Regions from separate parts of the Homo sapiens genome. Here region 1 is linked to region 2. The links are chromatin loops, found by intact Hi-C in ENCODE. Cell type or tissue: heart right ventricle. All regions are shown on one strand. Each heading gives the region's core, and the rest is flanking DNA. Links, peaks and the distances in the headings are about the cores only.

Region 1 (16,383 bases), core at 3,134-11,133, 73 kb before region 2:
GGCTGAAATCTGCTTATCCTAGGTGGGTACTGTACTTGGCCTCCTTGTCAGCAGGTTAGTATTGGTTGCATTTTACAGATTGTGAAACTGGGCCTAACTGAGATTTTAATGATTGCTGGAGGCTCAAAAGAGCCATTGGCAGAGGGGAGGAGCCCCTGCAAGTTCTAACTCCCAGAACTGTGTGAAGTCTTCTGTGGCTACTTTTCCCTGTGACATGTCATGTAATGCACTCAGTGGTGGCCAACAGGCTGTGGTGCAATCAGGGGTTAAGAATGTGTGGTAGCAGGGGTGATGAGAATCTTTTAAGAGTCTGGGGCTGAGGTACATTAGAGACTTTGTGCCTTCATTTAGAGACCTATCTTCTACATGTGAATGAAATAGGTGAAAAAGGGTTCTTGAGTTATCCCAAACAGTCTCCTTGGTAAGAAGGCTGGGGATGAGCCTGTTTGACCCTGGTGGGCCCTGAGGCTGACTTAGCCCAGACAGGAGGTCTCGAGGTTGCTCCTGAATTCGATGCCAGTGTTTGCCAGCTGACCCAGGTGGGGCTTTTGTTGCAGGCATCCATCTGCCAAGGCGCCTAGCCTCTTAAGCCTTTTGTTATTCCAACTAATGATGTTGGGTTCTGGTTTTCGCCTTCCTCTGCCGGGGTTTCCCCTTTCCCCTGGGATTTACCTATACCACCAGGGGGCGCTAATCTGACTTTTCTGCCCTTTTTGAAAAATCACCATTTTAATGATGATGAAAATTCCCTTGCTTATGCGAAGGGAAGGAAAGACTTTCTTTAAGCCAGCCAGTTACCTGAGCCCTCCACTGGCCTTGAAAGGCTAATGTCCTCTTGTCCTTACGTAGACAGGCAGGCCCAAATTTTAGTAAGTTTGCTACCTGTTTAGGAATGTAACAGTATTCTGCTGGAGCTGGACCCTGGGCAGGAGTGGATGCTTGAGAGTATCGGAAGAAGAGGGACTTCTTTTAGAGTAAGGCTGCTGCTGCTACTTTTTGTGGGAATGGGAGGAGGGATTGTGAGACTATGATGAACAGTTTCTTCTCTCTAGAAAGCTTCACCCAAGGATGCACATACATAATTTGGAGGGGAGTAGGAGTGGTAGTTGGGATCTTTATTATGAAGGCTGTTCTAAAAGTGAAAATGTGGTTGTTCTGTAGGCACCGGGTCTGCCATTTTGTCTCAGGTTTCCAGAGCTCAAAACTCGCCATGATCTTGTCCATCCTTTTTTGGCCAGCCTCATATCTCTCTGCTTCATCTCCCACCTAGCTCCCCTCACCCAGAGGTTGCCCTCTTACAGTCTGTCTTTTCACATGATGGTCCTCCTGCCTGCACAGAGTTCCCACTCTCCCCGCCAACTCCTGCTTGACCTCCAGGACTCTGCTTAGGGTCACTTTCCCTGATCCCCAGATTGAGTTGTGCTTATTCCAACATAGAACTGATCAGATACTTTATACTATAATTATTTATCTGTCTTTTCACTAGACTATAAGTTCTTTGAGGGAAGAAACTAGACCTGATCCATCTCCATCCCATCATTAGGGTCTGCTACCAAGTAAACACTTGATACGTGTCCCTTAAATGAATGAATATTGTCAAGGAGTTATTTTCTGTCTCTCCCAAAAACAACTGTACTGCTGACTTGTTATTTTGAGTAAGTAAGTAAAGTCTTGTTTGGAAAACCTCAGATCATATATATTTTGCCCTGTCTCCATACCAGATGGAATTGTATCTCCGAGAGGCATAGACACAGGATGGGGGCTGTCATTCTGAAACCTCATCCAACCTGGCAGTTGGTGCCTTTTGCGGGTGGGGATGGAGGTCATTCCAACCAGAGAAAATCTCTCATTAGTAAGTGTGAGGAACAGTCCCAAACCTCCAGATTATACTTAAGTAGTTCCTCTGGCAGGATTTTCTCTCTTGTGCACAAGAAGTTCTTAACCCCAGTGTGTGTGTGTGTGTGTGTGTGCACGCACATGCGTATGACATGTGCACACACATGGGCACATGCTTGGGGAGAGAAGCAGGCTCAGTGCTGGACAGTAGGAAGAAGGATTCCAGTTTGAACAAGTCTCTAGCACACACAGAGAGACTCCTACTTTTACTGCTTCATATTAGGAATGTGTTAGTACCCTTCTTGAGGTCCCTTCTTAGTTTCAGTTGAGAGTCGGCCTGGAGACGTGGTTCTGACAGAGATAGGATGGGATGTGTTTCATTCCTTCCCGAGCCCTTTCCCTTTGACCTCTAGAATCTGCTCCAGTTCATCAAGTCTCTATCTCTAGCAGCTGGGCTGCTGCACAGTCCCTAACCATGTCTTCTTTTTGTTGTTGTTATCATGAAAAAAAAACTAGAGAAATACTCATTTTGCTAAGTGCCAGTAAAGGGCTTTGTCTTGCACCTGTACTTATAAAGGGTGAGATTTATTGGTCTCTTTGTCTGAAGAGAAAGAGTGGGTCTGATTATCAGATTGCACACCAGAGACAAGTGCTTATGTAATCAACAAACTGTCTTGGTGTCAGAATACGATTGTGTTGGAGATAAACTGTGAAAGGAGAAAGCACTGGATGCTGACATGCTATTGGCACTGAGTTTCCTGGGCTGCTTCCTGTAGTTGCTAGTGTTCTTGATGAAGCCAGCTCATTCCTGGACAAAGCCCTTGTGAGGGTAGGGGATCTCAGTAACCAGCCATGTTATCAGTCAGGGTCAAAAGCCCCTTGCCTTGTGGTTTCTGAGTCTGGAGAAGTGGGAGTTAATCTGTAATCCCTCATTGAAAGGAGCCACAGAGCACACATTAATTCTTCCTCTCACCTCTCCTGCTTTAAGTGGCTAAGGTCTCTGAGCTCTGTTTAGCCTGTGAGCCCTGGTTCTCAGCTTAGTAATACTTGGCTTTGCTCTAGTACCTTTCATTGTAAGGAGTGAAAGCTTTTTACAAACATGTATTAACCCAAGTGGGACTGGGCTTAAACTGTAACATGAAGGATTTAAGTTAGGCCTAAGATAGAACTTCCCAGTATTAATTTGATAAAATTGTCTCGTTCCCTCATAGCATCCTGTATAAACCTTACACGTGTCTTATAGGTCATTAGTATCAGGTAGAGGAACTAATTTTTACTTAAAAAAAAAAAAAAAAGATGGGGTCTCTCTATGTTGCATAAGCTGGTCTCAAATTCTTGGGCTCAAGCAGTCCTCCTGCCTTAGCCTCCCAAAGGGCTGGGATTGCAGGCTGAGCCACCATGCCCAGCCCAGAACTAACTTTAATTTCATCCCTTCTTTGTCCAGTGCCTTGGCAGAGCTGAAAAGGGGTGGTCCATCCTTGGAGGGATTAATACAGGAGCCTGAGGCCTTCCCTGAGAAGGCTTTGTCTAGCTGAGCCAACTGCTCAAGCCCCTGTGTCTCTGGGGGCTAAATGCAAATCCTTGAGGAGCTCAGCTGTGAGCCATGCTTTACTGAGCCACAAATGAAAATGGCTGTTGTCTGGGAAGCATGGTGAGAGAAGGAGCTGACCTCACTAGGCTCCTCCCAGGCTGATGATTCTAGGATCACTGAGCACTGGAGTGGAGTTTGTGAAAGCCCCAGGATGCTGGAGCTCCATTTCCCCAGCTCCAGGTGGGAGAGTTGGGTTTAGTCTGCAGTGAGGCATCCTGCAGCAGAACACCAGAGCAGCACCCTGGTTTTCCATTTTGGTGTAGTGATTTTCTTGCCCCACATCAGTGATTTTCCTGGGGCCCAGGGCAGGGGCTTATGGGGTACACACAGGTGCTGACCTAAGCCTTATCTCCAGGGAGGGAGGGCTCTTGGCAAGGGTGCATTGCTTTCCTGTGTGAGTGAGACTTTCTTTAAGCCCTTGGCATTCAGCTCATTTGAGAGACCCTTGGTGGGAGCCAAGAGAAGGAGTGGACCTAACCTTGCCGCCTGAAACTCAGACCAGACACAAGACTAACATTTGGACCCTGGAGCTTCCTAAGAAGTGAGAGTGGCTGTGGTCCGCCTTTTCCAGGATGGTCCTGATGTTGAGCCTCAGCTCCAGGCCTGAAGATGTGTCTAAGCCCTAGGCTTAACAGGAGAGAAGCTGGACCAGAATGGGCAGCGGTGGGCCTGTGGGTGTCTGTCACTAATCTGGGGTTGGTAATAAGCCTCCTCCTGACTCTCTTTGGCCCCTTCATGCCTGAGGCAAAACAGGGCAACTGCCTGCTCGGTTTGCGGCTCTGGAAGATGTAGAGGCTCTCGGTACTAGTTGGGGCTGGGTGTAGGAGGGGGCTGCTGAGAACATGTATTCCATGAGGGCAGAGTTTTTACATTTTTCTTCACTGCCGGATCTCTAGTTCCTGTAATGCGGCCCAGCCCGTAGTAGGCTTTCTATGAATAGTTGTTGACTAAATAAAAGGAGGAGTCCTTTGTACTCCAAGATTATTGAAGCTGCTGACTGAGGGCACTTCCCCACTCCCAGCCCCCCAGCCCTTAGCGGACCATCTTTTCTTCTCTTTGACTCAGGCCCTCCCTCTACTGGGCAGTTCTTTGGTCTTCCAGGCAAGGAAAGGGTGTGGAGGTGCCAGCCGGGTGGGCATGCTGTGGGTTAAAGCTTTGCAAAACAACAGTGTAGTTAATCTTTCTAATTTATTTTCCTTTTAGACCATGGGAAGTCTGTAGGCAGCAGCTGTTACCCAATTAAAATACAGATTAATATAAAAACAGTTTCTGGAATATAAAATAGAGTGGCTGTGTCCTTACACTTCCTTAAAATACCACCTAATAATGACTTGATGAACTACAGAAACCCACCTAGAGGAGCTCAGCGTTTTTAAAATGAAAATTTCTCCCTAAAAGGTGTATATTACCATTCCATGTAAGTCACCATGAGAAAATAACCTTCCCTTTTAGAGCCAGCAATTTCTGTGAGTTGGGTATTTGGTATTCATTAAGTGTAATTATAGTTTAATTGGAGTTTAATCTCCCCCCCCCCAACACACTTTAAAAAAAAGAAGTTTCCAAGCAAGTCTGAGATACTGCTCTTTCTGGAAGTAGCCAGGGACATGCTGGGGGTGGTGATTTCCAGTTGGTGTCCAGGACATGGGGGCCTCATGCCCTCAGATCCTTGTAGGCAATCTATCCCCAGTCTTTTTTTTTTTTTACTTTAAACCAAACCAAAACAAAGCAAAACAACAAGCTTGTTTGAACCCAGGCCTGACCTAGGTGGAGCATAGGCCTGAGTCAGAAATTCTCTAGGTCATAGTCTGAACATTAGGCCTTTTTGTCTTAGTTTCCCCATTGGTTAAAGATGACTCTGTCTCTTGCTTGGCTAGTTCATATTGATGGCCCACGTATGCAGGGTGAAGGATAGGAGCCTGTGGGACTTCATGGATGTTAGGGAAGGTGTTAGGGAGAGTGTGGGAGGGGGCAGTGCTGGATATCAAGGCTCAGAGAAGGGGTGGACTTGAAACCAAGTGTGCCTCTCCTGTATGAGCACTCCCCAAGTTTTACGGGAACTTCTGTGAAGCTAGGAGCTGAATTTACTTGAGACTGTAATTGTGGGAAGTTATTGAGCCTATTGAATACAAAAGACATGTAACATCAATTTGTTTGCAAACTGAAAGCTGAAACAGGTGTGAGAACATGCCTTGTGGAAACAGGTGTGAGAACACGCCTTGTGGTCAGCATGTGTATGTGTACACCCATCTCAGGGCAGGATATTATGGGAGAAGCACACATTGTGTCCTGGGTCCTGGGACTTTATTCCCAAGTCTTCTAGGTGGGCTCTGAACCTAAAGCAGTGCCAGATCAGAGCCCTTTACAACAGAAGGAGAAAAACAGAAAGGAAGGGGTCCTGTTCAGCCTTGAGTCCCTTCACCCTGGTTTTCTACCCATCGGCTATTTCTCTTTCCTTTCAGCTCACCGGGATTATTCAAGCCATGGTGGATGGTCAGCCAAGCCTGCAGCAAGTGCTGGAGGTAGGTTGAGTGACCTTTAATTCCTGACCTCTGACCCCTTCCTGCTGCCTTTCTCTCCCTCCCCTCCTGAGAATGTAGCCGTGTAATTTGACTATGATTATGGCTTGATTAGAATAACATTTGCTGTCACATCAGTGACATGCTGTTGAGAGTATTGAACCATTGATCTGTCATCTCCAGCTGTTCCCGTCAGGGTTTCTGACAAGATGTCCCAGTGCTGCCAGGAGTCAGGCAGAGGGGCCCCCACCCCTTCCTGGCCTATGGCCCTATGCTGGCTGACTCTGGGGTAGCCTATGCTGGGTGGGCTGGGGAGTAGGGGAGCTGAGCTTGGTACTGTGGGACTAGCCCCAGGGACTGGAGGTGTTTTTGTTTAGCTTTAGTGTTGGCTTCTTGTGGCATGTGAGCACTTCATTAACTCACCCAGAACTCCGCATCGATGGCTTTTGTTTGCTGAGAGCTCCTCCAGGAGCTGTGGCTGGGCCCGCCTGCCCCACTGCAGCTTGCCGCTGGATGCATTGTGCCTGTCGGGTGCAGAGGCTGCACTGGGTAATGATTCCTAATCAGAATAATTACAACAATTGCCTATGTGAGGGAAATCAAATTAAAGACTTGAAAACCCTTGGCAGAGACCACACTTCTAGGATGTTCTCCTCGGGGAGCTAGAAAAGGTTAAGATGCTGTTTCTTGCGCTGTAGCCCGAGGGAATAAGGAAGGGCAGTGCTTGGTCTTAGCTTGTCTCCCACCCTCCTCTGGCCTGGAGGTTTTCACAGGGGGAGAAGGTCCCCCTCCCATGTCTTTCTCTATAGGGGGAGGGGAGAAGAGAAAAAGCCCGTGGATCTCATTAGGTGCTTTATTTATTTTTTAAGACCAATAAAGCCAAAGCTCAGACCTTATCAAGCATAGGAGAAAGCAGAGTATCTGCAGGAATAGCAGGGCACATCTGCACTGGAGGTGTGCAGCCTAGAGGAAGTAGCGTAGTGGCAGGGAGCAGGGCAAGATACCTTTTTTTTAGCCGAGAGATCCTGTCCCATGGAGGAGAGAGATGCAGATTGAATTTCGTGGGGCCCCCAAGGATGGAGCCAGGGTCAGAGAGGCAAGTTTAGGCTCACCTCAGTGGCAGAGTGTATTTCCTGTCCCTGGGAGTGTGGGAACCTAGGCTGTGACCAGTCTGGTTGGGAGTCAGAGTTTGGGCACCTGCGGTAGATTGGGAGAAGATAAGATGAGCTCTGAGATGCTTCCCAGCCATATTGACCATCTTTTTTTTTTGAAGAGATTCATTCCTATGACCAAGGGAGCTCCTTAGCATGGACTGCTCCCTGTTAAACCAGACTCAAGGAGACAGAGGGAACTCATTCTTTCCTCTGTCCCAGCCACCATCCCCAGCCAGGACCTGGCTCCTGAGGGATGCCAGAAGACAGGCACCTTTTTCCTGGAACATCTGTAGCTGGGATCCTGGAGGAAGATACTTGCTCTGGGCCAGCAGCAAACCAGGACTCTTGAGGTTATGGGTTTTTTTTCTCAGTGGCCCCAGTCGAGGAGGAGATGTGGTCTTGAGGAGGCAACCCCCTGTTAACCCTAGGCCAGCCCTGGAGCAGGGTGCTTAAAGAATTCTGGGTCTCACCCAAGAAGCTACTTTCTGCTACTTCTGTATACTTTGTGGGTAAGGAGGGAAAATTCCTGGTATCAGCCTGAATAGAGAGTTTCTGGCAGGTAGGAGACCGGACCGGGCTCTGCTTCATCTCATTAGTCCTGAGTTGGTTATGGAGATAAAGAGCTCATTTCTTGTCCGAACCAAGGCCCTTAGCAGGCAGCCAGCTAGATGTTTACCTGACTCATGGTAAAAGGTGCTCACTGAATAGCTGCTGTGCAAGCGAATGGCCGGGGTCCTAAGATTCCAGGGACCCCACTGAGTGTTGAGTGCTTCCTGTGATAAGGGCCCAGTTTTGCTGAGTGTGGCCTCCTGTTGTGTCTTGCTCTCTCTTTCACTGTGCAGGAGTTGGGGCACTGGGGAGCCCCTCTAGTATGTGGGGCACTTAACTTGGGGATATAAAACAGTGAGCTTGGGGGAGGTTATGCTGATTTAGGGAGCCCTAGTTTCACCTTACCTCTTTTCTTAGGTGACCCTGGGGAAAGGATTCATGGATTCCTGCACGTGTGTGTGTGTGTGTGTGTGTGTGTGTGTGTGTGTGTGTGTGTGTGTGTGTGCGCGCGCGCGCGATGTGCACATACATGCAAGGAGTTGGGTCAGAGGAGAGAGACCATTTAGCAGTGGAAGATCCAGAATTTATCTTTTGGGAAGATTCTTTGGCTGAGGAGGATTTTCTGGTGTACAGACTGTAAAGAGGGTTTAGAGACCACATGGTCTGCATAGTCTGGCACCGGGGAGCAGCTCTGATATTCTGGTTGGTAGAGCTGCTATAGCCACGGAACTAGGTAGGATCCTTGGCCTTAGTCAAGGATGACTTTAGCATGGGCCAGGCCTCTAGCATCTCAGAGGTATCCAGGGAGCCAGCCTATACCTGCTAGAAGTAATCTTACTTAAGATACTTAAAGATATCCATGGGCTGTCTCTTTCCTGCTGAGCACACGAGGCCGTTCACGGTCTGGCCTAACCTAGTCCTCCAGCCTTTGTCCTTTCTTTCTATATACTGTGGACTTAAGTCATCCTAAACTTTTACCTACTCATGTTTTCAGTCAGTCAGCAAATATCTCTTGAGTAGATCCTATGCTGAATGAGAGATTAAGGCAGTGAGTAAGACAGAGTTCCTGCCTTCGTGGTGCTTATATTCGCAGGGAAGGCAGACATTAAACAGATAATTGCTTCAAATACAAAATTATTGCACATGTACCTTTGCCTCTACCTGTAGTATCCTCTACTATGTTCCACCATGTCAGGCTCCTAGTTCAATTATCTTCTTTGTGAAGCCTTTTCTGACTCCTTTCCCTGTGAAAGGTAGGGCTAGCCACTTCCTCTTCTTGGTCCTGTAGCACTGTGGTCACGTCTCCAGTGCTGGATCTATTGTATTATGATGATCTGCCTTTCTCCCCTTCTCAGCCTATTACCTGTTTTGTGGTAGGTACTTAAAACATTATCACATTTAATTCTCAGAACAACTCTGTGTAAGATTTTATAGATGAAGGAAACTGAGGTTCAGAGAGGTTACATGACTTTTAAATGACTCCCCATCAGTGACACAGCCAGGATATGGAATAGCCAAGGGTTGGAGGGTTGGAATCCAGATGTGTCTGACTTCCAATCCTGCATTTTTAATGACTATGTGAGATAGCCTTAAAAAATAATCTCGTGGCCGGGTGTGGTGGCTTACCCCTGTAATCCCAGCACTTTGGGAGGCCGAGGCGGGCAGATCATGAGGTCAGGAGATCGAGACTATCCTGGCTAACACGGTGAAACCCCGTCTCTACTAAAAATACAAAAATTAGCCAGGCATGGTGGCAGGCGCCTGTAGTCCCAGCTACTCTGGAGGCTGAGGCAGGAGAATGGCGTGAACCCGGGAGGCGGAGCTTGCAGTGAGCCAAGATCGTGCCACTGCACTCCAGCCTGGGTGACATCTCTTGCATGGGTAGAAGCAGTGGTGTGACTCCCTCTCCATGCCTGGGGTCTTCTGTAAAAGGCAATGCTTCATGAATTCTTTTTATTTATTATTTATTTATTTTTTACAGAGTCTCGCTCTGTCACCCAGGCTGGAGTGCAGTGGTGTGATCTCAGCTCACTGCAACCTCCACCTCCCAGGCCCAAGCAATTCTTCTGCCTCAGCCTCCCAAGTAGCTGGGATTACAGGCGTGCACCACCACACCCAGCTAATTTTTGTATTTTTAGTATGGATAGGGTTTTTCCATGTTAACCAGGCTGGTCTCAAATTCCTGGCCTCAAGTGATCCACCTGCATCTGCCTCCCAAAGTGCTGGGATTACAGGCCTGAGCCACCACACCCAGTCTTGAATTGTTTATGATATTTCTCTTGTTGTATACTGATTTTAGTATTTGAATTTCCAGTGTGAACACAAATAAACTGATCAAAGGGATGAAGGGAAAGAAAGATTTAGAGTGTTTAGGAGCAGTTTTTCTCCCTTTGTAGCAATTGAGCTCAGCCTTCAAAATATTCTGCTGAATTTGAATCCTCAACCATGAACAGGAGAAATACGAAATTGGGGGCCAGTTTTGAACTTTTAGCAACTGGAGCAGGCAGCACTGTCCCAGGTGTCAGGATGGGGCTCCAGTCCAGTAAAGGGGCCTCTTAAGGTGAAAATGTTTGTCACCTTCATTTGGTGAATAACCAAATTTGTAAGTTTGGTTAATAAACATTTGGTAGAAGAGTAAAACAAATAAATGAATGAGTGAAGCTGTGGGTTGGAGCTCCTGTTTGGGGCCTCCTACTACCCTGTTCTGATGCCCCAGGACAACAGCCTGTCTGCTGGGCCAGGGGACCAATGAGAGGAACAGCCAAGTCAGAGCAAGGTATTTGAACTGATTTGCTGGGATCTGGAGCAGGCTGCCAGGCAATAGGCGAGTGTAGGGGCTCCCTCCGGCTACACATTCGGGCTGCAGGATCTTCCTAAGGGTTTGTCTTCCAAATGCCTCCGTGGTTCTGAGCCAAGCCTGAGAGCCCACAGTGGAGCCATGGCTGGATAAGATTACAATTTTCTCCTGTTCTGATTACAAGCAGCTTATCTGTGTTTTGCTGTTGTGGCTCTTCACAGGCTCAGGGAAAAAAAAGGAAAATCTCATTTGTTCTTGTGTACTTTTCAGAGGGTCGATGAATGGATGGCGAAGGAAGGCCTCTTAGATCCAAACGTCAAGTCAATTTTTGTCACCTGTGGAGACTGGGACTTAAAAGTCATGTGAGTATGAGAAGGGCTGCTTTGCTGGCAGGGCTTGGAATCTGTGGGACCAGGTCTGGCCTTTTGGAGGCTTAAATGTCTACAAGGCAGCTGGATCAGGGATTCTTCAGGTCTTTGAGGCTATCAGGGATAGAAGACGGTTGGGAGCCCTGCCTTCTGCCTCTCTGGAGCAGGGTGTGGGCAAGTCAAGGGCCTGCCTGGATGGTTGGGGCCTTCCTGCCTTTGCCAGGTCTCACTGCTCATGACAGCCCTTCCGATTGCTGGGGCTGTGTGTTATTGCCCTGGAAGGGAGGAGTTAAAAGAGTGTCTTGGAAAAAAAAATTTTAAGCCAAATACCATGTTTACTATGTAATTAAATATAGTAACTTATTTGTCAACCATATAAAGTAGGCATTATTATTCTTCCTATTTTATAGCTGAGGGAGTAAAGGTACAGAAAGGTTAAGTAATTTACCAGAGGACACACAGCCAGGATTCAAACTCAGGTCCTTGCTCTTAACTATTATACTATGCTGCCCCTTTATCTGGCCTGCAAGACCCTGGTGAACCAACTGGGAGCCCAGTGGTGGGATGAGAGAGGGCTGCTCCGGGAAGCTGCCCACGTCACCAGCCTCCTCTTTCCTCCTTTGTCCCCACTGCTTTTTTACCTTTGTCTCCTGATCCTGTCCCGGTTATGGAAGACAGAACCGGTTCCTTTGCTGGGTTGACACTTGTGCATCTTGTCTGCCCTCATGGATACATGGCTTCAGATGGCCCCCAGGGAACCGAAGTGGGATGGAGGTGGTGGGGGCACTGTTTGCTGAGGAGTCATAGAATCGATTACCTCTGTGTTCATTGTGACTGAAGGTAGCAGCAAGTATTCCGTGTGTGTGTCTCTGTGTGTGTGTGTTTGTGTGTGTGTGTTTGAACTTTTGAGCATAAAGTGGGATGTTGCTGAGGGGTGTGGTGTAGTAGCTCTGCAGTAACATTTTCTACCACATCAGGTGTCATCTCCTCACCAAGGCCCTTTGTAAGCCGTTTGAATGCTGGGCATTGAGGTGAAGTTATGTACCCAGGTGGGTGTCAAGCCTGCTATTGGACCCCAACTTTCTAGGTGAGACAGGAGGAAGAAAAGGCCCCAAATCACATGAGCACACAGAGACCTCATCTCCCACACCCATCAGGTGTGTACACAAACTGACTGCACCCCTCTTGGTTTACTCCAGAGGGTCTCCATATTCCCACATGACATCTCTTTGTCAGGGAAATTATACAGGCTGGGACTAGAAGCAGATATGAATCAGAGGAGGAGTCCATGGAAAAGGAGTAGAGGAAGAAGACTCTTGTTCTTGTTAATAGCGTCCTGGGCAGCTTTGAGTCCTTAAAGTGAGGAAGGGACTTAATGTGGATTTCTGTAGCCCAAGAGAAGCTACTCAAGGTGGGGCCAGTTTCAGGCTGATACCCAGAATTCTGGGGTTCATATGGCCCAGGAGGAAGGCCCTTTGGCCCAGTCCAGAGGTCCACTTCCTCCAGGTAGCCTCACCAGGACTCCCTTCATCCAGTGTTGTTCTCTCTTTGGCGTCTTCACCTTCCAAACACAGACATTTCAGAATCTTCTACTTTAACTGTGCACGATGCGTACATATATGTGTATATGAAAACTTTCCCGTGCATGAGGTTGGAGACTATAAGCTTGGAGTTGGTCTCCCCATGAGATGGAGAGGGAATTTCAGAGGGTGCTGTCTTCTTTTGGTCTGACCTGTTCTGTAGCACAGTGGGCCCTGGACAGGTGTTGGTGACCCAGGAGATTGCCCTGCCTCTTCCTGAAAAATGATATCATCAAGAAAAGAGATTGAGTTGTGGAACCCAACCATATATGAAAGGAAGCCAAGTCTTAATGAGCGCATACCTTACCGCATCCGCACCTTCTGACTGCCGTCTCTGGTGGGTGGTGGTATTGTCTTTCTTTTATAGATGAAACAAACCAAAAACCCCTGTGGCTCAGAGAGCTAAAGACGTGTAGCTAGACAGAATTGAATTCTAAGACCGTGTAGTTTCCAAAAGAGATGGGTAGGGCAGACTTTGTGGGCTGGTTTGGGTTTGGACTGGGAAGGCTGATGAAGCTTCAGAAAAGGGTTTTCAGAAAGGAAGCAGGTGGCAGGGCTTGGGGGAGGGAGCTCTGTGGCTGCCTCTTATAAGCAGGTCTCTGCATAACTGCTGGGAAGGCTCTTAATTAAATGTGTAACAAAATAAAAACAGCCGGAGAGGAAACCTAAGTAGTGCTGCGTGACAGCGCACAGCTAATCGGTGTTCCTGGAACCTCGGCAGAGGCTCGTCAGATGGCTCTCGTCAGAGCCATCACCTTTTTATGCGCCCGGTAAAGGCTGCAGATGAGCCTGACAAGGGTGGTGTTAAATTGACACTCACAACTTGTTAGTCTGTGGCTTACTTCTTATTTTGACATCCATTTTCAGATTTAACTAAGTCTTAGGAATTCAGCAAACATTTTCATTTCACACTCTAGTTTCCGGAAGCCATGGTTCCTTCTCATTGCTGTCCTTACCTCCTCCTCCCCTTCTCCCCTCAGCAGCTTCACATCACTTTTGTTGGAAAGGGGCTGATAAGTGGGGCACTGAGAAATGGGAACTGAAGTGGCAGCATAAATCCCACTGGAGAAAAGAAATCTGCTCCCATCCTGACAAATCATTTTATGTCCATCTTTTGTCAAAGCCAGATGAGTTGATTCTCCAAGTTTACGTGGGCTTTGTTGTGTAGTCACAGATCCTGCTAAGGCGAGTTTTTATTTAGTGATGTGGATTTAATTTCCCCTCTCAATTTTTTCAAGAAACAACACTTGTTGTGGGTCTGGCTCTTGGTCAGCTTGCCTTCCCTACCTGACCCACTTTTTCTTCGCCTTGCTTGGTGTTTCTTGAAGCTTCCCATAGGGTTTGGTGTTGTTTCTCTGCTTACCCAGGTAGAAAGTGCCACTTTCAAAGGGCTCCATCTTTGGTATGGTGGTGGGGTTAGCGCTGGTGTAGACTGAGAAGGGACACCTGCACAGGCACCCACTTGAGGAACTTAGATTTTAGCCTGTAGCTTGAAGATCCAGGTTCACCAGCCATGTAGCACAGCACGGCTGAGAACCTAGACTAGAGGCTTTCCCAGTGGGCCGTGAGTCTGAGAAGAAGGAAGATTGAGAAGAGGGAAAGACTGGAGGGAAAGAGCTGACCTGAGGGAGGCCCTAGCCCTTAGTGCAGTCTGGGAAGAGGCCCCTTTGGAGAGGGTAGGATAATCAGATGCTGTTCTCTGGTGGAATAGGGGCCAGGGGCCTGCTCAGAGTCTGGTGAGAGGACCCTCACTTAGGCTCAGCCTCAGTTTTGGAGCAGGAAGTTTTCCTCCCCCTTGAGGGAGGAGAGAGGTTGAACACATAAATGCAGGCATTTGACTTCCTTTTTTTCCCCTGCCTTCTTGCTGGGGTGTGCATACTACATTCTGGCTGTGCTCTGCAGGTGTGGACCTGAAGTTCACTTCAGGTTTTAGGAGGTCTGGAGATGGAAAGATACTTGCCCAGATTACACTATCACTGTTGGAGATGGGGAGCATGCACTCAGCAGGGGCTACTGAGGTTTCTTCGAGGCTGCTGTCAAGCGGTCAAGACCACTGAAGAGACTGCTGCTACCTGGAGTGAAAGGTGCCACGATGGAACCACGCACCTGGGCGAGCACTGTGGGGTAGTGACCGTCCTGTGGGGATGTGGAAGATGGCTGGAAGGGTGGCCTAGTGACGTGCTTGCTGCGGGTCGGGCTGAGTCCTCTTGGCATTGCTCAACAGCTGACTACTTCAGTCTTCTTGAAATCATCTTTATCTGTACTTTTGTTATGTTTTCTGTTTCTCTGGCTTCTCCTCCTCAGTCACTTGGGTAGATATTAATACTTATTTCCTTCCTTGTTTTCATGTTGGTGTTTCTTAAATAGTGGTGTTTCTTTGATCTCTATCCTGGTTGTCTTTTCTGTTTATTCTACACATTCACACTTACCAGAGTGATCTCGTCTTTGCCATAGCTTCAACTATCCTCTGTATGCTGATGTCTTCTAATCTTTTTCTCCAACTGGAGAAAAGAAATCGGGCTCATCTGCCACCTAAACGCCACACCTGCGTATCCAGCTACCTACTCTACATCTCCACCTAGACGTCCATAGGCCCCTTCAAGCTCAGATGTTTATCTTTCTCCTCACACCCTGTCCTCCATCATTCCCTCAAATAATGACTGGCACCACCTACTGAGTTGTTCTGTCGGAAATCTGAAAATTATCCCTTCTCTATCCACACCAATTAATTGCCAAATCCTGTTGCTTCTGCCTCCCAGAGGTTTCTCAGATTTATTCCTTTCTTCCCATCCCTACTGCCCTGCCCTAGTCAAGATGATCATATTCTTCTTGGATTGCTACAAAAGTCTTCTAACTAGTCTCTTTGAGTCCAGTTTTGCTGCTCCTATTCCATTCTCCTAATTGCAGCAGATTATGTCACCCCTCGGCTTAATACCTTTCAAGGTTTGCCCTTGCCCTCAAGGGTAAAGTCCAAACTGTTTATTGGGACTTTCAAGGTTCTTGCTTACATCTTTAGCCTCACTTCTCATTACTCTCTGTGGCACCCCCACACCCCTCCCCACCAGCCACATGCATGAGCTGGCCAGTTCCTAGTGATCCCTCTTCTTTCTCTAGGTGCCTTCCTTTGTTTTCCTGGAGCACATGTACACATTAATACATAAAATGGTGCTGTGACTGCCTCTACTTGTCTTTCTCTCGCACTAGATTGTGAGCACTGTTGTAACCCTAGGACAAGGACAAGGCTTGACACATAGTAGTTGTTCAATAAATAACTGTTGAATAAGTGACAACTAAGTAATGGAGTGTTCCTGTGGAATCTCTGCTCAGGAAGAACAACAGAGGACTGTTAGTAGGTAGATTTAGGAAGCATTCATTGCCAGTGTACAGGACAAATAGACTAGAGGAGGAATTCTCAGGCCTTGCTACACCAGCCTGAATGTGAAGAGTTAGAGAACTATGCTGCTAATGTCAGGAAGCCCTGGATTTTCTCACTGCCACTGTGTGTTGGGCCCTCCATGGTGAGTACTGGGTGAGATAGCCCACAGGCTTAGGCCAGGGAGGAGGAGCTTGGTCCCAGGAGCAGTGCGAAATGCTTTCTCTGAGAGATTTGTGCCTCCAGAACTGAGGGTTGGGACTCCTGGAAAAGTGAACATCAGAGAATAAAGAGAGTGTTTATTGAGCACTTATTACTTACCAGGAGCCCTATTGTGCTGTTTACACATATGATGTCATTTAGTCCTTACCACAGTTCTGTGGAATAAGTTCATTTTATAATCCTTTTTTAACAAATGAGGAAACTGACGCCTAGAGAGGTAAGTAATTTGTCAAGGGCACATAACCTGTTTGTGGCAGGGCAGGGATTTGAACCTGAGCATTCTGACTCTAGAACCATGTGTTTAACGACAGTCCTGTCTGACCGTCCTCCTTCATGGGCTGTGGTTTGGTGATACACGGTGGGAATGCCCCTCTCCTCTCCTTTGTTTGCACTGAGT
Region 2 (16,383 bases), core at 5,304-13,303:
AGACCTTGTGAGTGGGGTTGGTTCAGAGGGTCAGGGCCTCCGTTAACCACTTGCCTCCTGTCTTCCAGGCTTACAGCTTCGCCATGGGCTGCTGGCCCAAGAATGGACTTCTAGACATGAACAAGGGCCTCAGCCTGCAACACATAGGCCGGCCCCACAGCGGCATTGGTCAGTCCCTTCGCATATTCCCCCGGCAGCTCCATCCATCGTCCCTTGCCCGCGTGCCCCAGTCCCCAGGCACATAGAGAGTTTCCATGGCTCATTCAGTGCCCCAACAGGGCTCTCTACATAGGTGGGGGGATGGTGGAAGGGGGGTGGCATGAGAAAATTACTGAATGGGACCACTGGAAGGCACCACTCAAAGTGGTATTTTGGAGGAGGCTGGGGTCTGGGCTTTGGGTGAGTCACAGATGGCCTTGGACTCAGGCCAAGGTCCTCCTTCACTGGCTGCATCTCTAGTGGGCAATGTCCTCAGTGGGTGGGGACATGTCAGCTTACCCACCCCCCATGGAGCTGGAGGAGGCTGTTTAATATTGTTTGAAGTCTGTGGCCACTAAACTGGACGATCAATGGGAGTTAAGGAGATGAATTATTTAAACCTCACCAGCTTTTAATTAGTCGGGGTCCTTCTGACCGATGACTCCGTCCACAGGGTATTGACTCCCCCGCAGGAGCAGCAGCCTCCATTGAGCGGTGCCTGGGTTGAGGGGGTCCACTTGGGGTACCAAATGGGGGTATACCCTCAAGGGGATTCTTGTTTGGAAGGAAACTGGAGTGGCTATGATTCCAGGCAGTTGGAGGTTTTGTTAGTTTCTGATCTATCAGTATGAATATGTTATCTGTCTGTATCTGTGTGTCTGCATATGTGTGACACCTTTAGCTGTATGTCTCTGTGTCAGACTCAGAGTATAATGTATCCATGATTATACATGTCTGTTGGGGAGCGTGTAACAGTATATCTGTATTTTTCTGAGGGCATGAGTCTGTGTGGAAGCAGCTACCAATCTGTGTGTGTATCTGTCAGGTGTGTCTGTTCAGTTCTGTATATCTTATTTTGTTTGCATATGCACATGTGTGCATGCAGATGCTCTCAGGTGAGGCACCTGACCAAGCATAGGCCTTGTTCCAAGTGGGGAGGAGCCAGAGTATCTCTGGGCAGTGTGCTGACATTACCACAACCTGTGAGCCTTTGGGGTCGCATCATTGTGGGGGGGGACTGGAGAGAGAATACCAGGACCAAAGGACCCAGTCACCTCCTTCAGAGTAGATCCTTTATCCATTCCAGACATTCACTGGTACCTTGTGGATGCTGGGCATGCTAAGTAGAAGTTTCTGTTCTCAGTGAGCTCACATCCTGGGAAGAGACAGGGACTGAAATAGGTGCTTGCCACCCAGGGTACTAAGGGCTGTGACAGAAAACACCTGGGTTGCCCCAAAGGTGGTTTTCCCTCTCCTCAGTTGCCAAGTAGCTTCTACTTTTTCAGTTACCTCTCACTAAGAGGTAGTGATATGGGGGCATCTCACCCCAGGAGGGATGCCCCCATATTCTTGTTGGGACATCTGAAGGGTTTCCCAGGGCTCAGGCTAAGAGGAAGTGACCAACAGGCCTGGGGAAGTGGGGGTGCTCCACCATAACTGCTGTTCCCTCGCATAGATGTTTCACAGATGTTTTCCAAACAATCTAGAGAAGACGCCAAACCCAGCAGTGTAATATGCCTGGGAGGTCAGCAGGAAGTTTCCTAGAGAAGAGGACACTTGAATTGGGATCTTTGAAAGATGAATAGGAGTTTGCTGGGCAGAAAAATGGGGGAAGGGTATTTTAGATAGGAGGACTCAGTAGAAAGGCCTGTGGGCATGAGAAACCCAGTGTGTTGAGGACAAGTTCAGACACCTACAAGAAGCTTCCCATGACTAGAGTGGCAAATTTGGGTTAGGAAGCAGCTAGAAAATAAACAGAGATATAAGCAGGCCTTGAATGCCTGGTTAAAGGGTGTGGACTTTTCCTGCAGTTTTGAGGAGACATAGGAGGTTTGTGAGTGAGAGAATGACGTGATCAAAGCCCTGATTCAGAATCAATGAGGCAGTTTGTGTTGCACAAAACTAGTTCTTAGTAGGTGCTCAATAAATGCATATGGGTGGTTGAATGAATGAGTAGGTGAGTAAATGAATCAATGAAAGAGTGATGGGAAAGGGAGGAACCAAAGAGGACCAGTGAGAAGACTTGCATTGGTCCAGGGAAGGAAGAACTGGCTGGGGGCTAGGGACAGCCTGGGTTAATGCACCCCACATATACTTTATCTGGGTGCCCCTTCTATCATCTATCCCAGGGTGTGTGTGTGAGAAGGGGTTCCTCGTTCCCACTCTTTGTGCTTCTTGAGACTCAGCAATGCCCCTGTTATCTGTTCACCTGTTGACCCTAGGTTAGGACCTGTGAGGTGTCCCTTCCTTTTTCAGAGAAGGTTTCTTTATCTGGCTGGGCCCTATGGGGCAGCCCAAGGCTCTGAGTGACAATGGAGTAAGGGCTTTGGAGCCAGAAGTAGTTCTGGTTCTTCCACCCAGAACCCTGTGACCTTAGATGAAGGACAATGCCACCTGCTTCTCTGGGTTATTGGGAAGGCTCAGTGAGTCCCCTGGGGAAAGTGTTCATGCAGTGCTGAGCACACCATGGGGCTGAAGGGGCTCCCTACTCTGTTGCCAGCACCAGCGGCTCCCCAGGACACTGGGCTTCTTGACACTTGGTCTTTGTAGTCTTTGAATGAAGAGGGCTGCCCTGCCACCTCCAGGCTGGCTCTGAGGTGTGGGTGAGGGTGCTTGGAAGGGAGGGAGGATGCAGGGCATTAATTGGGCTGGGAGAGGCGGGGAAGGGGAGGCGTGGGTTTTGAGCAGTGAGGTTAATGGCCCTCGCACCAAAGAGACAGCTTTAATGAGCTTCAGCTGGCGATGCCCCGAGTTACTGTGCGTGCTAAAAGGGTCGCGCTGTAAGAGTTTGACGTGGACTGCTTCCCAGCCCTGGGGGTCAGAGGTCAGCTCCTGTCACTGGCCACTCAGGCTGGTCCTTAGTGACATGGTGCTAATTAACTGTGTGAGGAGCTGCCAGCCTGGAGTGGGGAGTGGTATGTGTATTGGCTGGGGGGGTAAGGCAGCATTGGGTGGCTTCCAGGCAAGGGTGCTGCAGATCCCACAGCTGAGCCATGTCCAGGGTCTGCTCAGTCCTCCTGCAGTGCCACAGGGGTGTGGCATGGGTGGTGTGGAGGTGCTGAGAGAACACGGAGGCAGACTTGGGGTGACGGGTGTGGGGAAGGGGCTCAGGCTGTAGGGGAGGGGGCTACTAGGATGGTTGTGCGTGGGAAAGCTGTAGGAGTGTTTTGGGCAGGGGAGTTACATGGTCAGTGTTGGCTTCAGTCAGAGGATGCTCATAGTTTGTAGGGGAAGGACTAGTGAGGAGAGACTGCAGACAAGGAGGCTGAAGGGGAGGGGCAGCAAGGTAAGCAAGAGTGCATCGGCCCTGGAAATAGAGGTAGGACACCAGGTAAAACTTTCTTTCATTCAGTACACACTACCTTGGACCTACCATATATCAGGAACCATGGTAGGTGCTAGAAATGTATTGGTAACAATGGCAGACACAGTGCTCTGTCACCACAGAGCTCACAAATGGAGTTGTGGGCTTGGCCCTGGGGACTGAGGGTGAAGTCAGGTTTAGGGATGGCCAAGGAGGGTCTGGAGGTGATGCAGCACTGGACAGAAAGGCTGCTGGAGGCTTGTCAGCGTGACATCATAGTCAGGGGAGGGCACTTCCTCCTGGGGTAGCGGATTTGGCCTTGGGAGACTGGTGAACAGCATGGTGCCAGAGCAGGTTGTGGTGAGTAGGGCCTGCATGCATCTAGAACTGCTGACTCCAGGGCTGCCGATGGTCTCTGTCAGCATCCTTAGTTTGGACCACAGGCTCTGAGGGAGGGCAGCCTCCACAGGGGACTGCTGAGTGGTCCTTCATTCATTTCAGCAAAGGGGCAGTAAGCACTCATATTATTTGGAAGCACTTTATGTTAACTAATTTAGTTTTCACAACAGTCTTAATGAAGGCAGGCATCATCATTCCCATTTTATAGATGAAGAAACTGAGTCTCAGTGAAGTGAACTGCCTAAGGTCACATAGCCAGTTGGTTGAGGAGCCAGGATTCAAACCCAAGCCCATCTGAGTGCAGAGCCTGTGTTGTTATCACTGTGGAACTATGAAGCACCCTTTTGGTGTTGGGCTTTGCGCTACCAATAGAGACGATGTGGAAGAAAACAAGCTCGCTTCCCTCATTTCCCTCAGCGTCAAGTGAAACACGCAGGCCTGAACAGACCTTCGGTAGCAGCAGCTGAGGAAGAAAGCAAAGGCAGCATCACCACTCCCTCTCTGCTGCTACAGTCACCCTGAGCCAGGGACCTGCAATTGTTGGCATCTGACCTCCTTCTGGCCCTGACGGTTCTTTGTGATTTCAGTTCTCTACCTCATGGCCCAGGAAAGTTCTGCTAATCTTCCAGGGGCCACCTCCTCTGGGAGTCTCGCCTGGCCCTCCCAGTATGAGTGTTCAAAACACACACTTGGGCCCTATTATAATTTGTCAGAGGTAATGATCTGGCCCTACGCACTTGGGTTCTCTAAGGGCAGGGCCTGGACCTCCTTCCCTTCTTTTTTGGAAATCTGCACAGGAAATGTCAGTAAAATCTCACCTGCTATTGTAACTTGGAGGCCTCACAGACTACTGCTGGTTTCAGCTGGCTAGGAGAGTAACTGGAACCTTCCCTGATGCCCGGCTGGGTGGTCCTGCCTAGGAGCTTGTCCCCTCTGCTCTGGGATGGAGAAGGATCCCACTGAGGCTTGTGGTACAGGTGGCATGGCCAGAAACCAAGTGGACTCTCAAGAGCTTGCTACCCAGAACTGTTTGGCAAGAGAGCTGGGCTGGCAGGTGGCAGGGTGGGGGCCTGGGCCCCAGGGGGGCAGTGGGCTGGCCTGTGGTCTCCCCTGAAGGAGTGGGGTGTCTATCAAGAGTCCAGTCAGAACGCATTAGCTCTGTGACACAGATCTCATTAGTGCCCATGAGAGGTGTCACTGCGGGAGAATCGTCGGCTCAGGGAGACGCTTGTACCAAAAGGAAGAAAGGACAGTGACAGCCTTTTCTCTGCCGCCTCTGCCGCCACGCTCACTGGGCTGCCCGCCCTCCTCCTCGTTGAGGGGGGTGCGGGGGGTGCTGGCTAATGAGCTCGTCTGCAGTACAGCTTTGCCTTCCCTCCTTGAAGTTTCCCGGGTCCCTCTGAAGACCTCGGGCCCAGGATTAGCACACACCAAACGCCAGCCCCCGTCTTGCCCAGCAGGGAGTTCCTTCTGATCACCCTATTCCTGCTACCATAGGCAAGGAAAGGGGGTGGTACCAAGATAGAGCCACTGTGGCCTGGGGGAGGGGGCCTTGCACCTCTGGGAAGCCTCAAGCCCCTCTGCATCCCTTGACAGAGTGACCGTGTCCACCTCTCTGCAGAGGGTTCTTGCTTCCCAGAGCTGCAGTCTTCTCCTCCCATCCCCTTTCTCCATGACATCTAGCCTGGCAGTGTCCCCATTCCTGTGGGGGACCCCCACTCAAGGCAAGGAAGAATGTGAGGACCTTGGCTGAGGGTTTAGGAGGTAGCATTTAGATCTGATAGGATGTGGGACTTTCTGGCTCAACTAGAGAGCCTCAGAATCAGTGAGATTCATGAAGTCTTCTGGGCTTCAGATGACCTGAGTGGTGATGCATTGATGTGAGGCCTCTACAGACCTTGATGTCCTTCCAGAGAGGTACCTTGCCTGCTTCCCCCAGCTTTGGCCACCTTCAGGGCTGGGAGGGGAGGAGTCAGCCCAGCTGCCTTGTGGGGAAGGGCAGAGCACAGTACTACTGTACACTACTGCCCCCTCCCATCCAGTTCTTTCTGGTGTGGCCCTAAGAAAGTGAGAAGCTAGGGAGATGGATGGTCATGAGAAGGGTTAACTCTCCCATCATTGACAGGGTCTGCACTGGCCTGCCTGGATAGTGCCTGGGGAGAGGGTGCTGGCTCCTTCCTTCCTGAGCTGACCCCCTTGGAGCCCCAGAGACATCTGAGGAATTGGTTCTTGCCAGACACCAGACTGTTCTTCAGTAGCAACCATAGATGGAAGAATGGCTAGATGGATGGGTGAGTTGATGGACTAGATGGGTGGGTGAGTTGATGGACAGATGGATGGAAGAAGGTTCTCCTGTATGTATGTATGTATGTATGTATGTATGTATGTATGTATGTATGTGTTATGTGTGTTTGATTCTTTAGGAAGTACAATCTTTGTTTCCCCACCTTCCTAGCCCCAGGCCCCGGCCTCGCCTCCCCTTGTCTCTCTCTGTATCTCCTGTCAAACCATCGCAGACTTAAATGACAAAGAAATCAGAAAGACAGATCAATGCCGGCCAAATTAGCACTTGCAGATAGACTCTGCGGGGATGTCAGCGCCCTGACCCCTGGTGATCTTGCAGCCTCCACTGCTGATATTATGCAAATTGCATCCATCTGGCAGGACCCGCGTGCTGGCTGCTCCTACTCAGAGGAGTAATGGGCTGGGGGTGGGTGGGAGTGTTAGAGCAAGAGTCAGTGAAGTGTGTGCATGTGTGTGCATGTGTGAGCATGTGTTTGAGTGTGTGTGAGGGCGTGCGGTGCCCACCAAGCACTGGGCGGTGATTGAGTGATTGACAGGGCAGATAAGGGACTGCATTGGATTCCTGTGGGCTGGGGGATTAGGAGCAGCCACAGATGGGAGATAACCGGACTTCATTTCAGTTTATTTTCCTCCTTATCCCCTCTCCCCACCTTCACTCCCTGAAAACACAATATCTGTAGTTTGTGTTTTCATCAATATTTGCAAGTCATTACCACTGGTTTAAGGTGAGAGACAATGTCAGGGCCCAGACCAGGCCAGCCCCTCCCCCAGTTCCTGGTACCCTGAGAATCAATCCCTAGAGTGGCACAGACAGCCTTCACTCCAGTGGCATTCACAGCAGCCCCTCCTTTCAGGCCCACAGTACTCATGGGACAATCCACACTTCATGGGCCAGCCCTGCTGACCTACCCCATCTGACCTAATGCCAACTGACATTCCTTAAGCTGGGCCCTGCCCTTCCACCTGCAGCTACTGTGGGACATCCCTCCCTATGCTTTGGCTCCAGCATAGGTGCTCTGTCCTCAGTATTAGCTGTGCCCCCTGGGGCTGCCCCTACCCTTCTGCAGGGTTCTGGACCCTTCCTCTTAGCTCCTCCCATCCTGGACACTACTGACCAGGCCTAGGCCCCACTGGGCAAAGTGGGGCCTGTGGCCTGCAGAGAGGGGAATTTGTTTGGTCTGGTCTGAATCACACCAGTGTCATTCTACATTTGCTGAGGGCCAGGTATTAGTACAGAGGGCTTTATATCTGTTCTCTCATTGAATTCTCAAACCCCGTGATAAGGGCTGTCATCTCTACTGGATGTGAGGAAACTGAGGGTCCAGAAGGTTGTCATGACCGATTGCTGCTCAGCAAGGAAGTGAGAGAGCAGGAATTTGAACATATCTCTCCTAGTCTAGGGTTGGAGTTCTTCACCACCACGAGTACTGCTTTCCTTCCATTCCACCAGCTGCAGACACGCGACATGTCACCACGCCTGGATCCATTTAAGAGAGCCATCCTTGTACCGTAGGCAGAGAAGTTCATTCAGCTACTAGCCTGTGAACACAGACCCTGACTCAAACCTCCTACTAGGCTAAACCAGCCCAAGCCAGGCTGAACCAGGCCAAAGGGGACTGGAATCAAATAGGCCCTGCTCTCAGGAGCTGTGTGTCTGAGACAGTTGGGCTGTAGCAAGAAGGACACACAGAGGACAGAATGTACCCAGCAGCTGAGCCAGCGCAGAAGTGTGTCCCAGCACACGGCCTCTAGGCCCATGTAGCTCAAGGAGGGGCTGGTGTAGCCCAAGCCAGCCTGCTGTGGTGGCTGAGGGTATAGCTGTCCCAGAGGCCCCTCCAAAACTGGGTCCCTGCTGTACCCTCCCACCAGGCAGGGCTGGGAGCTGGGAGTGCTGGAGACATGTCCAGGGACACGTGTGCAAGGGGAGCTTGTCCTAATGAGGAGAACATGGCTGCTAGTTAGGCAAGGGGCGGGCGGGGAGCCGCAGAGCTGATTGAAGGCAGGGGCAGGGGTCAGACAATTAGGCCCAGATCCTGCCGTTTGATGTGAGTTCTGAGGCCTCAAAGCCTCCCTTCAGCCGGCTCCCTCCACTCCCTCCTCTCCCTCCTCTCCCTCCTCTTTCCTTTCTTCTGCCCAAAGACAGGAAGGATGGAAACGCTTACACTCACTGTTACTATTATTAAACGCTGTGGCAGGCCAGCCAGACCCCAGGATTCCTGCCCACAGGGGGCACCCCAGGCCCCCAGGAGGTTCCTTGGGCCCCAGAGGGAACATCTGGCAAGAGGCCAAGGCCAGGCCAGCTGAGCCCCAGGGCAGGGTAACCCTGCCCCTCTTGCTTCTGAGGCAGGAGAGTGAATGGGGCCTCCCAGCAGGAATTTGGGCTCTGGACTCTGGGCTCTAGGGGCCATATCCCAGGCCTGCATTAACCATCACCTCCTGCAGCCGCTTAGTTCTTTTCTATCCTGGCCTGGGGCTGAGGGTTGAGGGTGTGATTCATTCACACTCATATCCCATCACACAGTGATCTGCAGCAGTCACATCAAGACCTTTTGCCACAAGATGGAGATAATGCAGAGTCTTGCAGCCCCACAGCAGTGTCACACACCCCAAAGCAGACCCCCACACCAGATATCATAGCCACACATACCATCACAGGCCATACCCACAGGGTCTTGCACATAAGCACCTACTGTCCCCTGCCACAGGGCCCTGAGTTCTTAAGCCCCTCTCCCAGAATAGCTAAGAATAGCAGTTAGATCTTATGTCCAGGGCTGGGGGTTACCAGGCCCCTTCCAGTCTCCCACCCTAGGAAATAAGCCTAGAGAGTTGGTAGTGACCAGGGAGTGGGAGGAAGCTGGATTGGGGGGGGGAGGGGGCAGCAGTGGGGAGAGGGAGGGTGGGAGCAGAGATAAATGTTAGCTCATTTCTTCCGTAATTAGTTACTCCCTCATCCCCGCGTTGTAATTGTGAACAAGCTGTAATGTTTAATTAGTCTGTAAATGAAACCCCAATTTCATAATGGCCTGGCTGACAGGGCTAAGTGAGCAGGGGAGGAGGAGGAGGGGACTCTTCCTCCCCTCCTCCTGCAGGGTAGATGCAGGCTGTGGGATCACTTCCTTTTCCTTTCAGCCCCAGTCTGGCCTCTGTGGGGGGAGGCTATGTGATGGGGTTCAGTCCTATACTCTCGCTGTGAATATCCCTTCCATGGGCCCATCTTACCAGAGGAAGGGGAGAGGAGGCTCTCAGGCATCCTTCCTGCCTCCCCGTCACTCTTGGGTTGGGATAGGACAGTCAGCCCAACCCAGATGCTTCTGGTGGGAGAAGCTGACTCCGGTGGCCAGGCCTTGTGATCTCCGCAACGATGATGCTTCTTCCCTAAAGGCCTTTGCTTGGAACCTGGCACCTCAAGATCTGGCCCTATACACCGAAAGGAGCCGGTGATTGGTTTAGGCCCCTCCCCGACCTGTCCCGTCCCACTGCTAGGCGGGATCTAGCCCTGCGCTGACACCCAGGCCGGCCCTTACTCTCCGCAGGGATTATCACTGCAGCCTGCGATAAACCGGAGCTGCCGCAGGGGGGAGCCCCTGGCCCCGCGGCTGCCTCATTGGTCTCTCCCTGTCTCCCCCACAACATCCTCATTGCCTGCACACGCCCCCGCCCCGCCTGCCGCAGCCATAAATCTCAATTTACGAGGGTGGCTCTGGTGGGGGAGGGAGGCAGCACCGCTAATGATGGCTCCTCAGCTGGATTTTTCATGGTGCACAGTCATAAATTTTTAAGAACAGCATGGGCAGCACGTTAGCGAGTTATCGAGGCTGCCTCCGTGCTGGCTGCCTGGCTCCAAGAGAGAAGAGCAGAGGCCGCGTAGGGCCGAGGAGGTATTCTGGGGCAGGGGTGAGGCAGGGCACCCAGAGGAGTCTAAGGCCAGGGTAAGAGGGCCAAGCAGACGGGCTAGGGCTACAGTGAGCCTGTGCACAGGACAAGGTAGTGCTGCCGGCCGCCGGGAGCCAAGGCCAGGCACGTGGGTGGGATCAGGCACGTGGGCATGCAGACCGTGGCCTTCGGGAGCCCCTGATGGATGCCTCTGCTCCAAGACTTGACACCATGATGTACAGGGAGCCTGGAGACGTATGGATTTTCAAAGTGGCCACTTTGAATAGAAATACAAACCCTGAGCATGTGCACAGTGAGGCCTCTGCCCTGGCAGAGCTGCACCTAGTTCATAAACCAGGTGCCTTTTAGGATTGTTCTAGAGAGCTAGGGTGCCTGGGGAAATGCCCACAGAGGGAGCATATCTTGATATGCTGGAGCCTGGAGCTGGGCTGACCTCATTCAGTTTAAGGCTCATGCCTTCAAGGTTGAGTGGTACTAGGTAAGTCATTCACTATGGGATGTTTCTTCCTCTTGAAAATGGGGTTGATGCTGGCCTCTAACTGTCAGGCTCACTGGAAGCAAGAACTGTAAAATCTTTGGCCCATATTTGCTCCTTCATCTATTTAAATTTCTAGAAAAGTTTCTGAGTGAAGTGTCTGGGAAAGAGATCATTGTGGGAGATGATGGAGCCTTCCCTGTGTTTAGTCATTCATTCAGAAAATGTTTGCTGAGGTCTTCTGGGTGCCCAGGCCAATACCAGGGCTTCAGAGGTGAGAGATGCTCCTTTGTGGGAGGTGAAGTGAGCACTTTTGGCTGAGGCACGTCAATGTTGCCAGCCGTGTTCCTGGTTCTACCATAGGGTTGAGGTGCCAGATCCAGCCCTGTTCTTCCATGGAAGCACCTAAGCCTTCAGGATGCTGAGAAGCTCACGCAGGTCTTCTCACAAGTCCCCGGGCCAGGCGCTCCCCTGAGTCCCCTGACCAGCCCATTTGAGGGTTAATGCCCTTGACTACCTCAAGGGTGGGCAAGAAGAGCAAGTAGGACTCCTGGAGTCCCTGGAGGAGGTGGGCCTAGCACGAGGGACAGCCTTAGAAGGCCACAAGCACAAGATCAAGAAATCACCAGTTGCTCAAGTTGGCAGAGGTAGTGGGAGTGCATGTTTTGGAGGTGGTGAGTGAAAATCCTGTGTTCAGGAGGGCTCCATGGTGACCCATCAGGACAGCTTGATCATTTTGGCGGAAGAGTGTCCCCACTCTGAGCCTTGTCAGCTTAGGGGGAGTCCCTGTCTACTTGGGCACAGACTCACAGCCTCTGTCCTCTGCTGCCCTCTCCTGCCCCCCTTAAGCCACTCTCCTCCTGCTCCCCACACTCCACGCCCTTCCCTCATCTCTTGGAACCTGCCACACCTTCTTTTACCTTATTGCCTTCCCATGTGGCTTTATTTTCCCCCAGAGCCCCATATTTCCACCCCACAACCTAATTAACTCTTCCTCATCCCTCAGAGCTCAGCTTAAAGTTTGCTTCCTCAGGAATGCTTTCCCTGACTCCTAGACTTGATCAAGTCCCCCTTTCCCCGTGTACTTTTTCTCAGCACCCTGCTCTCCCCATTTGTAGCATTTAATCACAGTTGTAATTAAGAAATTATTTGTTTGAAAGTTGTTTAATGCCTGTCTCCCTCACTAGATTGTAAGTTCCCTGAAGGCAAGAAATGTCTGTTTCATTTGGCTTATATCCCCAAAGCATAGCACAGTGTCTGACACGTATAGGCAGATAGTAAATAAAATGTGCTGTTTGAATTGAGTTAAATTGAGTTGAGATGGCCCTGGCCCACCCCTGGGTGCCAGGGCAGGGGGAGGCAGCTAGGGAAGTGCCTGGAGCTGAGGTGGTTCCCATTAGTCCTCATGATTAATTCACAGCCACACTGTGATAGAGTGGGCTTGTCCCCAGTCAGTGCCTCCACTGGGGCCCACCTGTTAGCGACAAACAAACAAAGGGGATAAATAATGCATTGGGAGCTGAGCCAGGCAAGGCGGCGGTATTGAAATTAATAGGGATTAGCTGAGCAGCTTGAGGATGAAATATTTACCAGGTGGGACACGGCTTAGGGAGGGCATCCCCCCTTCCCAGAGTCCCTAGGCATAGCTAGGCCTTTCTCCAGGGCATCACTGGCTAGGACTGGGGCGCCCCAGCACCACCACTGCCACCCTTGACTGCCTGGGTTTGCAGGACAGGCTGGCCAGACAGATGAGAGCTCAGGTCCTAGCCAGTCTCCTGGCACAGTGAAGTCCTGGGGAAACCAAGATGCTAGAAGGGAACGGAGGTGGGGAAGGGCCTGAAACCTTCAGGGCTTTGGAAGCTGGAGACAAAGACCATGACAGGGTTTCAGGGCCTGGGCATGTCAAGGCTTTGGGTGGCAAATGTCAGGGCTGGAGTAGGTTTGCGTGTGATCTTGCCCCTCTTTCTTTTCCTCTAGTCCTTCCTTCCTTCTTTTCAGTATGTATTTCTTGAGTGTCTCTGTGGATAACACCTGTGCCCTCAAAGAGTTCATGGTCTAGCAGGAGGTGAAGGAGAGGCAGTTACGATAGGCGGAGAATTGGCTGCTGTGGGAGCACACAGAAGAGGTTCCTAACACAAAGGCGGGATGGGGGGAAGGCACCTAGAGGAAGCACTAGCAAGCCTGGGTCCTGAGAGGTGAAGGCAATGAGCCAGGTGAGAAGTGAGGACTTGAAAACTCAAGGTGCAAATGAGCCTGAATTTGGCTGTACAACAGGGGAGTGGGACTGATGAGACCAGAGATGTAAACAGGTCCAGAACTCAGACTTTTATAAAGGGGTTTGGATGCATTGGGAGCTGAGTCAGGCAAGGTGGCAATATTGAACTTAATGGGGATTAGCTGAGCAGTCCTGAGAGCAGTGAGGAGCCACTGGAAGTGGTGCTGGTGGTGGTGGTTTTAATTTTTGACTCTTAAACTTTTTACTTTGAATTAATTTTACATTTGTAGGAAAGTTTCTATGTATCCCTTACCCAGCTTTCCCTCATGTTAACATCTTACATAATCACAATACAGTTATCAGTACCAGAAAATTAACATTGGTACTGTGCTACATTAAAGGGCCTCTTAGGCCGGGTATGGTGGCACACGCGTGTAATCCCAGCTACTTGGGAGGCTGAGGCACGGGAATCGGCTGAACCTGGGAGGCGGAGATGCAGTGAGCTGAGATCACGCCACTGCACTCCAGCCTGGGCAACAGAAAGAAACCCTGTCTCAAAAGCCTTATTTTAATTTCACCAGTGTTTCCATTAATGTTCTTTTTCTGCTCCAGGTTCATTGAAGGGTTTGTTGTTGTTATTGTTGCTGTTGCTGTTTTTTGAGACAGAGTCTCATTCTGTTGCCCCGGCTAGAGTGCAGTGATGTGATCTCGGCTCACTGCAACCTCCGCCTCCTGTTTTCAAGTGATTGTTCTGCCTCAGCCTCCCGAGTAGCTGGGATTACAGGTGCCACCACGCCCAGCTAATTTTTTGTATTTTTAGTAGAGATGGGGTTTCGCCATGTTGGCCAGGCTGGTCTCGAAATCCTGACCTCGTGATTTGCCCACCTCAGCCTCCCAAAGTGCTGGGATTATAGCGTGAGCCACCACGCCCAGCCCGGGTTTTAAGACAGGGAGTGAAATGACCAGATTGGTGGTTTAAAAGGACACCATGGAAGAAAGATTGGCAGGGGCACTGCCGTTACCTAGATGGGAGATGATGGTGGCCTGGACCAGGATGTTGGTAATGGGAACATGGGCTTAGAAATTATTGAAAAATATATGGTAATTAAAGCTCCTAGAAATTATTGGAAAATATATGGTAATTAAAGCTCCAGGAGGGGATAAGTTTGCCCACGGAGAGAGAGTGAGAAGGGAAGAGACCAATGACAGTTCTGAGCAACATCCATATCTAAGAGGTGATCAAAAGAAAGGGAGTGTTCAAAGGAACCAAGGAGAATTGCATGAAAAGTGAGAGTGGGTCACTGAAGCCTAGGGAAGAGAGCTTCAAGGAGTGGATTGTTCACCAATTGTCTATCAATCAAAACCTGAAAAGCTTCATCCTCATGAGTCATAGGGATCATTAGAGAAAGCAGTGTTGGTAGAGCAGTGATCAGATCGCAAGGTGGGAGATGAGGAAATAAGATCTTGAGTGTAAACAACTCTGAAGTTTGCCTCTAAAAGGGAGGAGAGATTGGGTACTAGCCAATGGAAAAGGGAGTTAAAGGGAGACTTGTTTACTCCCAAGATGGGAGAGAATTAATATATTTACATGCTTATGTGAAGGAACCAATGCAGAAGAAAAAAGTGAAGCTGTATCAGTGGAAATAGGAGTACTCAATAATGTGTGGACCCTGAAAAGGCCTGGATTCTGGGTTGGACCCTACCCAGCTGGAGTGGAGGGATGGGCTTAGAAAGTGACATCAGGCAATTAGCTGGGCGTGGTGGCAAGAGCCTGTAGTCCCAGCTACTCTGGAGGCTAAGGCAGGAGAATCGCTTGAACCCGGGAGGCAGAGGTTGCAGTGAGCCGAGACCGTACCATTGCACTCCAGCCTGGACGACAGAGTGAGACTCCATCTCAAAAAAAAAAAAAAAAGAACGTGACATCAGGCTTGGCCCTCTCTTGTGACAGGAGGAGAGGACTGGGGCAAACTCAGGAGAGTGGCTTCTGTGTGGCTCCTGTGGAGTAGGAGATAAGATTGTTTGCATGGGTGAGGGGTTTGGGGTGATGTTGAGGGCAGGGGATTTGAGATTTGTGGAAAGTAGAGAAACTTGAAATTGTCACTATGGGTGAAGGGAGAGAGAGTGCACACTGATCAGGAACACTGGAGATTGGCTGGGCAGTTTTATATACCCAGCTGAGGCTGATGACTCTGATTTTGTAAGTGGCACTAGTCTATATGGTTGTGATTTTCTCTAGTCATACGCTCCAGGTGGCAGGCACAGAGAAGGCAGAGTCTGGGTTTTTCCAGGCAAGGGTGACAAGGAAAAGGGAATAAGAGAGTTGAGGATTGGCAAGAAAAAGACTGAAATGATGGACCATGCAATCCAGGCTCCAAAGGCAGACATGTCAGTTACGTTGCTAGGACAGAAACTATGACTTTTCCCTTCTTTTTCACTAAATAGAACCCCTGTATAATTATAGAACCGCTGTATAATAATCAGTGTGTACCTAGTTAAAAGACTACGTTTTTAGTTTTCCAGACAGCTAGGTACAGCCATGTCTCTGAGCTCTGGCCGGTGAAACAAAAGGAAATGTGTTGTCTGGGACTTGCAGGAATGATACCTAAAGGGAAACAGCTCATCTGGGAAATACGCTATTCTTGCCTTTTCCCGTCTTCCCCCTTTCTTTTTCCTGGAATGTGGATTTGATGGTTGGAGCTCCAGCAGCTATTTTGGACTATGAAATAGTCTGAGGATTGGAAACCACATGCCGAGAATGGCAGGGCAGAAAGAAAGAAGAAGTCTGAATAGTCTGATGATTTTGTGGAACTGAGGGGTGTTTAGTCAACTTATATTGCAAGCCATACTCATAGAATGCCTTTCTTAGTAAAGCTATATTTCTTCCCTCTCTGTTTTCACTGGGGTTTTAGTCTAAACTTGATTCTTTTAGCCTTTTTCCTAACATAGCCTGTGTCCTGAGATACAGCAAGAAACAATTTGATCAAATGTTTCAAGAGAGCAAAAGAAAAAAACGGTTACCAACTTCCCAGCCTGAAATAGCAGCGTCCTCTTTGTCCTTCGGCCTGCCTCCTTTATTCAGTGAGTTCTATGTTGTAAGGTCCATTCCTTATGTCATTCTCCTTCCTGCCTTTACATTCTGTATCAGTTAGTATACTTTCAGCTGCAAGAAAAATAAACCCCAATTTTAAATATCTTAAATAAGGGGATTTATTATCTCACAAAAGAAATTTGGCGGTAAGGCGATCCTAAGGTCGGTTAATTCAGCATATCAGCAGTGTTATCAGGGACCCAGATATGTTTCCATTTTTCTTTCATCTTCAGCATGGTCTTCATAGGCTAACTCCCCTCAAGGTTGGAAGATGGCTTCTGCAGTCCCAGACATTATGTGCAGTTACGAAAACATCCAGCAGAATATAAAGGACTATTTTTCCCTCATGCTTGTCTTCATAAGAGATAAGAAATTTTCCTTGAAGGCCTTTCAGCAAACTTACCCTCATGTCTCAGTAGCCAGAACACATGCCCATCCCTGTGCCAATGACTGGCAAGGGAGAAAGGATCACCAAAAATGACTCAGACCACAGAGGATTAATTCTG

What was found. Peaks named below come from ENCODE experiments on the same cell type or tissue, not always from the same donor. Only the 100,000 strongest peaks of a DNase experiment are listed, where the experiment ranks them.
Region 1: it touches region 2 in a loop (2.3-fold over the local background); 11 of 110 quality-filtered maps call a loop at or near these places.

The regions. Positions count from the first base shown.
Region 1 is chr1:44,302,732-44,319,114 of GRCh38, reverse strand. ERI3 (ERI1 exoribonuclease family member 3) reads left to right here. Exons shown (of 9, transcript NM_024066.3): 5 at 5,887-5,946; 6 at 10,714-10,805. Among named protein-coding and RNA genes, the nearest start is that of ERI3, 44 kb to the left of the region's middle. RefSeq lists an enhancer at 4,291-4,460. In heart right ventricle, for the core only: no CTCF peak of the experiment used is centred there; no DNase peak of the experiment used is centred there.
Region 2 is chr1:44,231,724-44,248,106 of GRCh38, reverse strand. ERI3 (ERI1 exoribonuclease family member 3) reads left to right here. Exons shown (of 9, transcript NM_024066.3): 8 at 69-168. ERI3-IT1 (ERI3 intronic transcript 1) reads left to right here and starts at 3,824. Exons shown (of 4, transcript NR_110056.1): 1 at 3,824-3,862; 2 at 6,027-6,192. RefSeq lists enhancers at 6,763-7,391, 7,392-8,020, 9,431-10,074. In heart right ventricle, for the core only: CTCF peaks have their summits at 8,425 (motif pointing right) and 9,781 (motif pointing right); DNase peaks (open chromatin) are centred at 7,109 and 7,920; H3K27ac peaks cover 2,468 bases.